Linked DNA regions of Homo sapiens: region 1 is linked to region 2. A link is an interaction called in ENCODE POLR2A ChIA-PET data of the cell type or tissue named here. Cell type or tissue: A673. All regions are shown on one strand. Each heading gives the region's core, and the rest is flanking DNA. Links, peaks and the distances in the headings are about the cores only.

The links. ChIA-PET counts read pairs that join two places held together with the same protein. Peaks named below come from ENCODE experiments on the same cell type or tissue, not always from the same donor. Only the 100,000 strongest peaks of a DNase experiment are listed, where the experiment ranks them.
Region 1: POLR2A ChIA-PET joins it to region 2 with 6 read pairs; 2 of 35 experiments call an interaction of 5 or more read pairs at or near these places.

Annotation. Positions count from the first base shown.
Region 1 is chr12:7,437,744-7,442,142 of GRCh38, forward strand. CD163L1 (CD163 molecule like 1) reads right to left here. Exons shown (of 20, transcript NM_174941.6): 2 at 3,411-3,503. It also overlaps the pseudogene LOC100419928. Among named protein-coding and RNA genes, the nearest start is that of CD163L1, 4.2 kb to the right of the region's middle. In A673, for the core only: no CTCF peak of the experiment used is centred there; a DNase peak (open chromatin) is centred at 2,418; H3K4me3 peaks cover 1,285 bases; H3K27ac peaks cover 1,785 bases.
Region 2 is chr12:7,237,142-7,241,540 of GRCh38, forward strand. It overlaps the pseudogene LOC100420983. Among named protein-coding and RNA genes, the nearest start is that of PEX5, 50 kb to the left of the region's middle. In A673, for the core only: no CTCF peak of the experiment used is centred there; no DNase peak of the experiment used is centred there.

The DNA of each region.
Region 1 (4,399 bases), core at 199-4,198, 200 kb after region 2:
ACCCTTGTATACTGTGGTACATGATCAATGATCATTAAATCCTCTTCACACAAAAGAATTTTGCTTCCTCAGTCAACCATATAATAATTCACAAAATATCAAATTCAAAACCCAACACCAGTTTTCCAACCCTCTTTTAGGAATTTTATTATTATAAAAAAAAAAAAAGAAAATTCTAAGAAAGTTTTCCACCCATAGTCTTAACCAATCATGACTATTTTACTTCTCCATGTTCCCCCTTCTGGTCCTTGTACTTTTACATGCATAATCTTTTTTAAAATTCATTTTTGCTTACATTACACACATATTTTTACATGACTGTGTTCACATTTATGTAGGGTTTTTCTTCTCCACTGCATTTTCTAAGTTGTTCTATTTTGCTGTAGCACTAATGAAGATAATACTGCCATAAATAACTATGTATGCACAGCTTTTCCTTCTTTAAAATGATTTCCTTAAAATAAATTCCCAAAACTGGAAATAATGGATGAAAAAAATGATGTTTTTTATAGCCCTTGATAAATATTGCATATATAAATACTCTCATAATTTGGAAAATATATCCATTTTGCAAAGCCATATAAAAATAATTTTTATAATGGGACAAATTCTCTATTAAATACATTTTTATAAGCATTAAAATACTGGTTAATGTAGTTTGTGTCCTATTATTTAATAGTGGTATACTCAAGACAACAGGGGAAATGACCAAGCAGGATGTGAAAAGCTAATAAAATAAGCTGATGAAGCTATAAACCTGAGTATACAATGCTCCATATATCATCTGAGTACCTCTAAAAACCATCCTGATTTTTGCTCACAAATTAGCCTATAATTTTCTAGTCAAAATCATTCTAAGAGAAACAAACCAGAGACTAAGAGATAAGCTGCAGTGTCCAAGAGCTGGAGGATCTTCATTTATGACCGCCCATGGTCATAAACACTTTCTCATAGCTTGACTGTTTCCCTTTCCTTGCTTGTGAAATGTCTTGGCCACTCAACACGGGTTTTCTGCTGCCTCCCGTGGCCCTTACCTCCTCGGCTGAGTCCATGGACCAGAGGCCTCTCTCTTCCCCGCTCAACCTCCAGCCCTTTGGCGTTTGGACAGATATAGGCATAAGCTTCTCTAACTCTGCAGCACTTTTGCCTCTGTCTTGATTCCTCTGCTTTTTAGGCACAGTTTTCTTCTCTAAGAATGCGTTCTTGTTCTCTAGCTTCCTGCTCTCTCTAGTGTCCTCAACCTTTCTCGGGGTCTTCTTTTTCCTCCTGCCTCTGACATCGGTATCCTCCTCAGCACTCATGGCACTGTCTAGGGGCTTCTCAAAGCCATGCTCCAGCCCTGTGTCCTGCCCTGCTCTCTCTCTTGCACTTTTAGTGTTTTGTTTCTCTTCTCTGCTGTCGGAATGTAGCCCTTCATTGTCATCCTCCGGAAAGGGGGAATCATTAAGTACACTTGATTCAGATTCCACCTGGGATTCGACAAATTTTCTTTTTTTGTTTTTCTATTTTCTTTGGGATCTTCTCTTGTTTTCGTCTTTAAATCTCTTATTTCACCCTTTTTAACTTTAATTCCTTTGTTTCTTTTACTTCATCTTTTTTGGGCTTTTTGGACTCCTTTAGTTCTTCTTTGGCTTCAGAAATTCTTTTCTTTGTCCTTAAATCAAACTAAACTTTCCAAGGAGCTCTCCAGGTCTGGTTTGGACTTGTCTTTTAGCTTCCCGGCCTTTGCTTTTTTCTTTTTCAGATCATCTGGGCTTTTCTCCTCTCTCTGCCTTAATTTTTTCTTTTTCTTCTTTGGGGAAGTATCTTCTTTTGTCTTACTTTGCTGACCGCTATCAGAGTTCGCCTCAAATATGTCGTTATTTAAGGATAGTCTCTGAATATCCTTCCTGACTGCTTTGGCTTTGTTCTCTGCAATTTTCTTCCTAAATTCAAGAAGCACTTCTTTACAGTCCTCCAGGTGAGTCTCGGGCTCCCAGGTATCGTCATCCGATGTATAGCCTTTCCAGCGAACTTTGTAAAGAATTTCACCCCCCTCGATCTTTATGTCCAGGATCTTCTCCACCTCGAACACATCCTCTCCGTCCTCCTCACTGTCGCCAAAGGCCTCCGCTCCTCTCGCGGCTGCGTCATTATCCCCGCCCACTACTCCAACTCCTTCTTCGACTTCGGCCAACTCCTCAGTGCTGTCGGCAGCTGACACAGGGGCTGCGGTCACACTCGCTCCCTCCGCAGCCTGCTCCATCCTAGCAGCTCCGCAAACCGCCGAGGAAAACCCGCTGCGACACACACCCCAGCAGCTCCTCGCGTTCCGCGCTCCGCCCTACTCCACATCAGCGGCGTAACGGAAGCCGACCAATGGCGGGCTTGGACCCGCCGCGCCAGCGTGGCCACGTCCCGCTCAGGCTCCGCCGCCTGCTCTTGGCTCCGGGTAGCCGGCCAGGGCGGACACTTAACACTCGCGTCGGCCGCGGCCGGCCCTCCGCGCAGGCAGCCCTGGAGGCGGCCCCGCGAAGCTCAGGAGCGCCCCTGCGACGGGGAGGGCGGACTGCGCAGTGCCGCGCCCGGGCAGGGACCTGGAGCCGCCGCCGCCCACCGGCCCTGCCGCCATCCCCCCACCGCCGCACGGGAAGCGGAAGTGGGTGCGGGACCGCGGCGCGCCCAGCCCGGCCAGCTCCCGCGCCCAGCCCGGCCCTTGAATTCATCTTTTTATGGCTGCATAGTATTCCATGGTGTGTAACACATATATATTTTTAATTGTATTTAATTCTTTGATTTCTGTATCTTGTAAGTTTTTATTAACCGATTTTTCTATTTGCAAAAATACAATATCCATATTTTTTCAGTGAGACATTTTACGTTTGGAAACTATCTTTATCTTTTTTCTTTTTTTTTTTTTTTGAGATGGAGTCTTGCTCTGTCGCCCAGGCTGGAGTGTAGGGGCACGATCTCGGCTCACTACAACCTCCACTTCCTGGGTTCAAGCAATTCTTCCACTTCAGCCCCCCAAGTAGCTGGGGTTACAGGTGCACACCACCACACCCGGCTAATTTTTGTATTTTTAATAGAGATGTGGTTTCACTGTGTTGGCCAGGCTGGTCTCGAACTCCTGACCTCAGGTGATCTCCCCACCTTGGCCTCCCAAAGTGCTGAGATTACAGGCCTGAGCCACTGTGCCCGGCCGGATTTGGAAATTCTCTTTATCTGAAGGAGAAAAATGTCAACGAAAAATGTAATATGAAATGCATAAAAATAATTTGGACACCTTTATTTACAGGGTATAGCTATTGAAGGTCCAACATTATTTTTACATGTTCTATTTCCCTCAAAATATGCACTTAGGGTAGTGAGTAGGGGAAAGGTAGAATAGAGGATTGTAAGCCCAAAAGTTATCATCCATCAGAACTCACTAAAACTGCTGATGAGAAAGCAGGAATTCAGGAGCAGGATGCAAGTTACCACAGCAGAGAAAAGGTTCTGATGACAGCAGCATCTTCCAAAATCTGGAGAAACAAAATATAGCAGGGTAGAATTTCATGTCTTTCTAAGAAATGTTAGATGACCTCAATGACTTAAATCCAAAATAAAATAGAAGGAGTAAGATGAATTATTCTTCCACCTGTCAAGGATACCGCACAAGAAAGTCCTTTTCCCAGGAAAAGCCACAGGACTAGCTCCTGTTTGTGATGGAAAGGCACCAAGTGGTTTGTAACAGGGCAGATATTTTAGCATGTGATTCATTGAAAAATTGCATTCTGTGTCCAAATATATTTTGTGGCTGTTTGGGGTAATTGATTAGCATTTTGGGTTACTGAGTAATTTTTACTTCTCAACTCTTTGACCCTCTCCTCATTTTTACTGTTTTTCCTCCTAACGTTATCCCCCTACTTTGTTCATTCATTTGCTCCTTTATTGAGTATGACATATGTACCCGATCTTGTGCTTCATTATGGGAATAGAGGAATGAATAAGTGTTCTTGCCTGTATTCCACTCAGTGGCTTGTGACTGGAATGTACAAGCAAATCAACATTTGGAGGTCACTATAATAACTGCTGATTGAGCTCATGATTATTTACCAAAGCTATCCACTTTTCTTCAGGGTCACTATTCTATTATTCCTACAGAATCTTGCCACTTCCTCACTTCTCCCTGTCTTTTCAGTCATGCTCAGTTCTGCATCTAATAAAGTTTATGCTACACGTGTGGGGAAAGAATGAACTAAGATAGGCAGGAGCAATACACAAGCGAAGGAGTTGAGAATTTATTCTGAGAGTTATTTGGAGACTATAAAGAATTGAATCAGTGTAATAAATAAAATTTACATTATAGAAAGATTATTTTAAAAGCAGATGGGATGATTAATTCATAGGGGTAAATAAATGTATAAGAAATACTTTA
Region 2 (4,399 bases), core at 143-4,142:
TCTGCTTTTCTAGATGAGGAAACTGAGGTTCAGAGAAGCATCCAAGCTTCTCAAAGTCAGAAGGTGTCAGAGTGGACATGCAAACCCAAATGTTTCCAGCTCTGGCACCCTCACACTCACCACCCAACCACACCCCTCTTAGGTTGCCCAGTTTCTAGGTACACTGACCAAGCACTTTCCTGGAATATTGAATGGGGGTAGTAAGGCTTAAGTTTAGATCCTGTGTTTAGATCTGGTAGGAAGAGCACAAATGGTTTGTAAGGAAAATCCCTTTAATGGTTACCTAATTTCAGATTGTGGGTGAAAACTCAAATATCCTGTCTCTAGGGGAAGAAGGAAATATTACAATTCATATAAAACTAAACCAACCTGTTTCTCTGTACTGTCCACACATGGTAAGAAAAGTTTCTTTTTCTCTAAATACTTTCATTGTTGCTACTAATCATAGTGCCATTGTTTTTGAGTACTTTATGATTTGTCAAGTACTTTTGTCCCAACTTTTAATTTTGCAAATTTTTGAGTCTACAAGTGTCAAAATAGTAGCACAATGAACACCTACTTGTACATCTCTCACCTATATTCACTTATTATTAAAATTTTGCCTCATTTACTTTATATTTGCTTTTTTCTTTCCTTTTTTGAGACAGAGTCTCACTCTGTCACCCAGACTGGAGTGCAGTGGTGCGATCTCTACTCACTGCATCCTCCGCCTCCTGGGTTCAAGTGATTCTCCTGCCTCAGCCTCCCGAGTAGCTGGAATTACAGGCACCCACCACCATGCCTGGCTAATTTTTGTATTATTAGTAGAGACGGGGTTTCACCATGTTGGCCAGCCTGGTCTCAAACTCCTGACCTCAAGTGATTGGCCCACCTTGGCCTCCCAAAGTGCTGGGATTACAGGCATGAGCCACTGCACCCGGCCTATTTGTATATTTTTAATGAGACATTTGGGAGTAAGTGCAGACATTATGATACTTTGTTCTTAAATATTTCAGCAGCATTCTCTGAAGAACAAAGATTTTCTTCTTAATCATCAGCATTATTACATCTATGAAAATTAAAAATAATTCTTTAATTCTATCTAATATCCAGCCAATATTTAGATTTTCTCAGTTGTACTCGAATGTGTTTTACAGCTTTGGTAAATCCAGAATTCAATCAAGGTTCATTTATTTATTTGGTTCTCATATCTCCTTAGTTATTTTTATCTAAAACTGTCCCACCACCATTGTTTGTTTTTCATGACATGGACATTTTGAAGAGTAGAGGACTGTTGTGTTAGAAAATGCCTCACTTTCTAATTTCCTTATAATGAGATCCGAGATAAACATCTTTCTCAAGAATGTTATGTAGGAAATGTGTAGTTCTTATTTGCTTATATTGAGGAAACATTGTGTTGTCTCGTTTTGGATACTGACAGTTTTGATCTTTCGATTAAAGAGGTGACTGCCATTTCTCTCCATTGTAAAGGTATATTTTCCTCTTTGTAATTAGTATGTAATCTGTTGTGTAATAATTTGAGACTGCGTAAGTATCCTATTCTCCAGTTAACTTTCACCCAACTATTTTAGCATCCATAGATGATTCTTTTCTTTTCAGAATCAATTATTAAAATAGAGAGTGGCTGGGCACAGTGACTCAAGCCTGCAATCTCAGCACTTTGGGAACCTAAGGTGGGCAGATCACTTGAGCCCAGGGCATCAAGACTAGCCCGGGCAACATGACAAACCCCATCTCTACTAAAAAAAAAAAAAAAAAAATTAGCCAGGCATGGTGATGTGCACCTGTAGTCCCAGCTACTCAGGAGGCTTAGGTGGGAGGATAGACTGAGCCCAGGAGGTCAAGGCTGTAATGAGCTGTGATCACACCACTGTGCTCCAGCCTGGGCAACAGAGCAAGACCCTGACTAAAAAAAAATTAATAAAATAAAATGGGAGGTGCAGTATGTATAAGAAAGTGCTATTTCTTATACATTAATTAGGTGACATTATTCCATAAAGATGAGCAGATCACGGTCCATATTTTCTATAAAGGGGAGCTTTCTTTTAATTATTTTAAAAATACTTGTATTTATTTAGCCTTTCCTGATAATAAAACTCATTTATGTTCAATACAAAAAACTTTGAAAAATATAGAAAAGACCAAAGAAGAAAAGCCTGTCCATTCATAATGCCACCATTATCACTCACCATGAACATTTGGTGTGTATATATCCTTTATTCTTTTTCTATTTATGTGTATTGTTTATCAAAATGGGATTATTTTCTATCAGCTTTTGTGAAGCCTGTTTTTTTACTTATGATTTTCAGATACAAGTAAATCTTATATGACTATTTATTTATTTATTTGAGACAGAGTCTTGCTCTGTCACCCAGGCTGAGTGCAGTGGCACAATCTCGGCTCACTGCAACCTCTGCCTCCCGGGTTCAAGAGATTCTCCTGCCTTGGCTTCCTGAGTAGCTGGGATTACAGGTGCTCGGGACCACACCTGGCTAATTTTTGTATTTTTAGTAGCGACAGGGTTTCACCATGTTGGCCAGGCAGGTCTGGAACTCCTGACCTCGTTTAGTGATCCTCCCACCTCGGCCTCCCAAAGTGCTGGGATTACAGGTGTGAGCCACCACACCCCGCTCTTATATGACAACATTTTAAATAATTGTATAGAATCCTATCAAGGACAACTATGATGATCTATTTATCATATCTACCATTGTTGAAAATTTTGGTTATTTCCAATGTTTTATACTGTAAATACTGCTTCAATGAGTATTCTTGTTAACTCTTTAAATGCTTCTTTGAGTATTTCTTGTGGAGTTTTTGAGTTAAAGCCTAGGTAAAACATTTTAAATAATTTAATATTATGAATTTCTGTAAGAGAATATTGCTTAATATTTCCAAACTTTGACAAGACAACTTAATACGCTGAAACTTTAAAATCTTGTTCCCACCCGTAAGACACAGATTCCAAAGAAGAGATGCAGATCTCAAATACCTACTGGGATTATTATGTTGTTTGGGAGTGAGCTGCTTACACAGCGTTTTACTGGAGTTCATTAGAACTTCAATAAGCAGGTTGTCCATTAGATGTAAGAATCTGAACAAATTAGTCACATGGTCTCTATGGCAACGAGTAAATGCTGTTAGAATCTGTGAACACTCCACAGAACAATCCAGCAAAATGGGCCTGCCTCATGCAAAGGAGCATTTTTACCAATCCCTTTCATTGTGTTTCTGGTATAAGAACCTTAGTCTAAATGCACCTTTTTCTGATGAAATTTTTGTCATGGGCAGTGTGAAAATTAAAGGAACAATTCAAAGCCAGGGAGCAGTGATTGCATGTGATGAATGATGAGCCTGAGAAAACAGCAGCCAACAACCCTTACACAGTCCGTACCTGGCCCTTTGCTAAAATGCTGTGTTCATGTTGCCTCATTTAAACCTCAGGACAAACTTGTGAGTGAAGTGCCATTATTATTCCTGTTTCCAGCTGGGCCAGGAAAAAAAAAAAAAAAAAGAGCTGAGATTAAGAGAAATGACCAAGAAAAGTTCTCCATGTGTGTTGAGTTTTCTATGTGGAATCCCCCGGAGAGTGGGGATCCTGACTTATTTTTCTCAGTCTCCCTTATGGGTAGCCACAGTGCTCAATTCATATCATTAAATGATTGTGAAAGGGAAGTAAATATAGGTTTCTGGATTTGTCATTTTATCAGGTGAGCTGGGAGGAATATTCTTCAGCAAGAGGCCACATGCTTTACCTCACAGGGGACAGAGGGATCAGGGATAAAGATGGCTACTCTGGTTGTCTGGTAGAGCTGATGATGTTGCTGATGCGTTGGGTCAGAGGTTGTGAATGCTGTGGTTATTGCTATTGAGCTTGGGGCTGAGAGAGTTTGGAGAAGATGCTGGACCACCTCAGATACATCAGAATTATATTTCTAAAGTTTAGAAAATGCAAACAACCAAAAATAAAAAATAAAACTTATGCACAGTCTCATATTTTGGAGTATATTCTTCTAGTCTTCTTTCTTCTTATATGTAAACTTTTTTAATACAAGTGAGTTCAGGGAGAAATGCTCTAGCATAACTTGCCTTTTTCACTCAACATTGTAATAGAAATATTTTTTTCTGTGCAATTAAATATATAAATTCATTTTTAAAATTTGAGTTTATCATGACCAATAAATACACAGATCTTACATGAACAGCTCAATGGATCTACATATATATAAACCCCTCTAACCATCTAGATCAAGATATAGGATATTTCTAGCCTCCTGGGCTCTCTCATGTCCTTAGACCTCAGACCTCATACCTCTGTGAAAGCTGTACTTCTTTCATGAACGGTAGACTAAATTTCTACGCCTAAAGACAGTTTCAAGGACTGAGACTAAATTCTAAG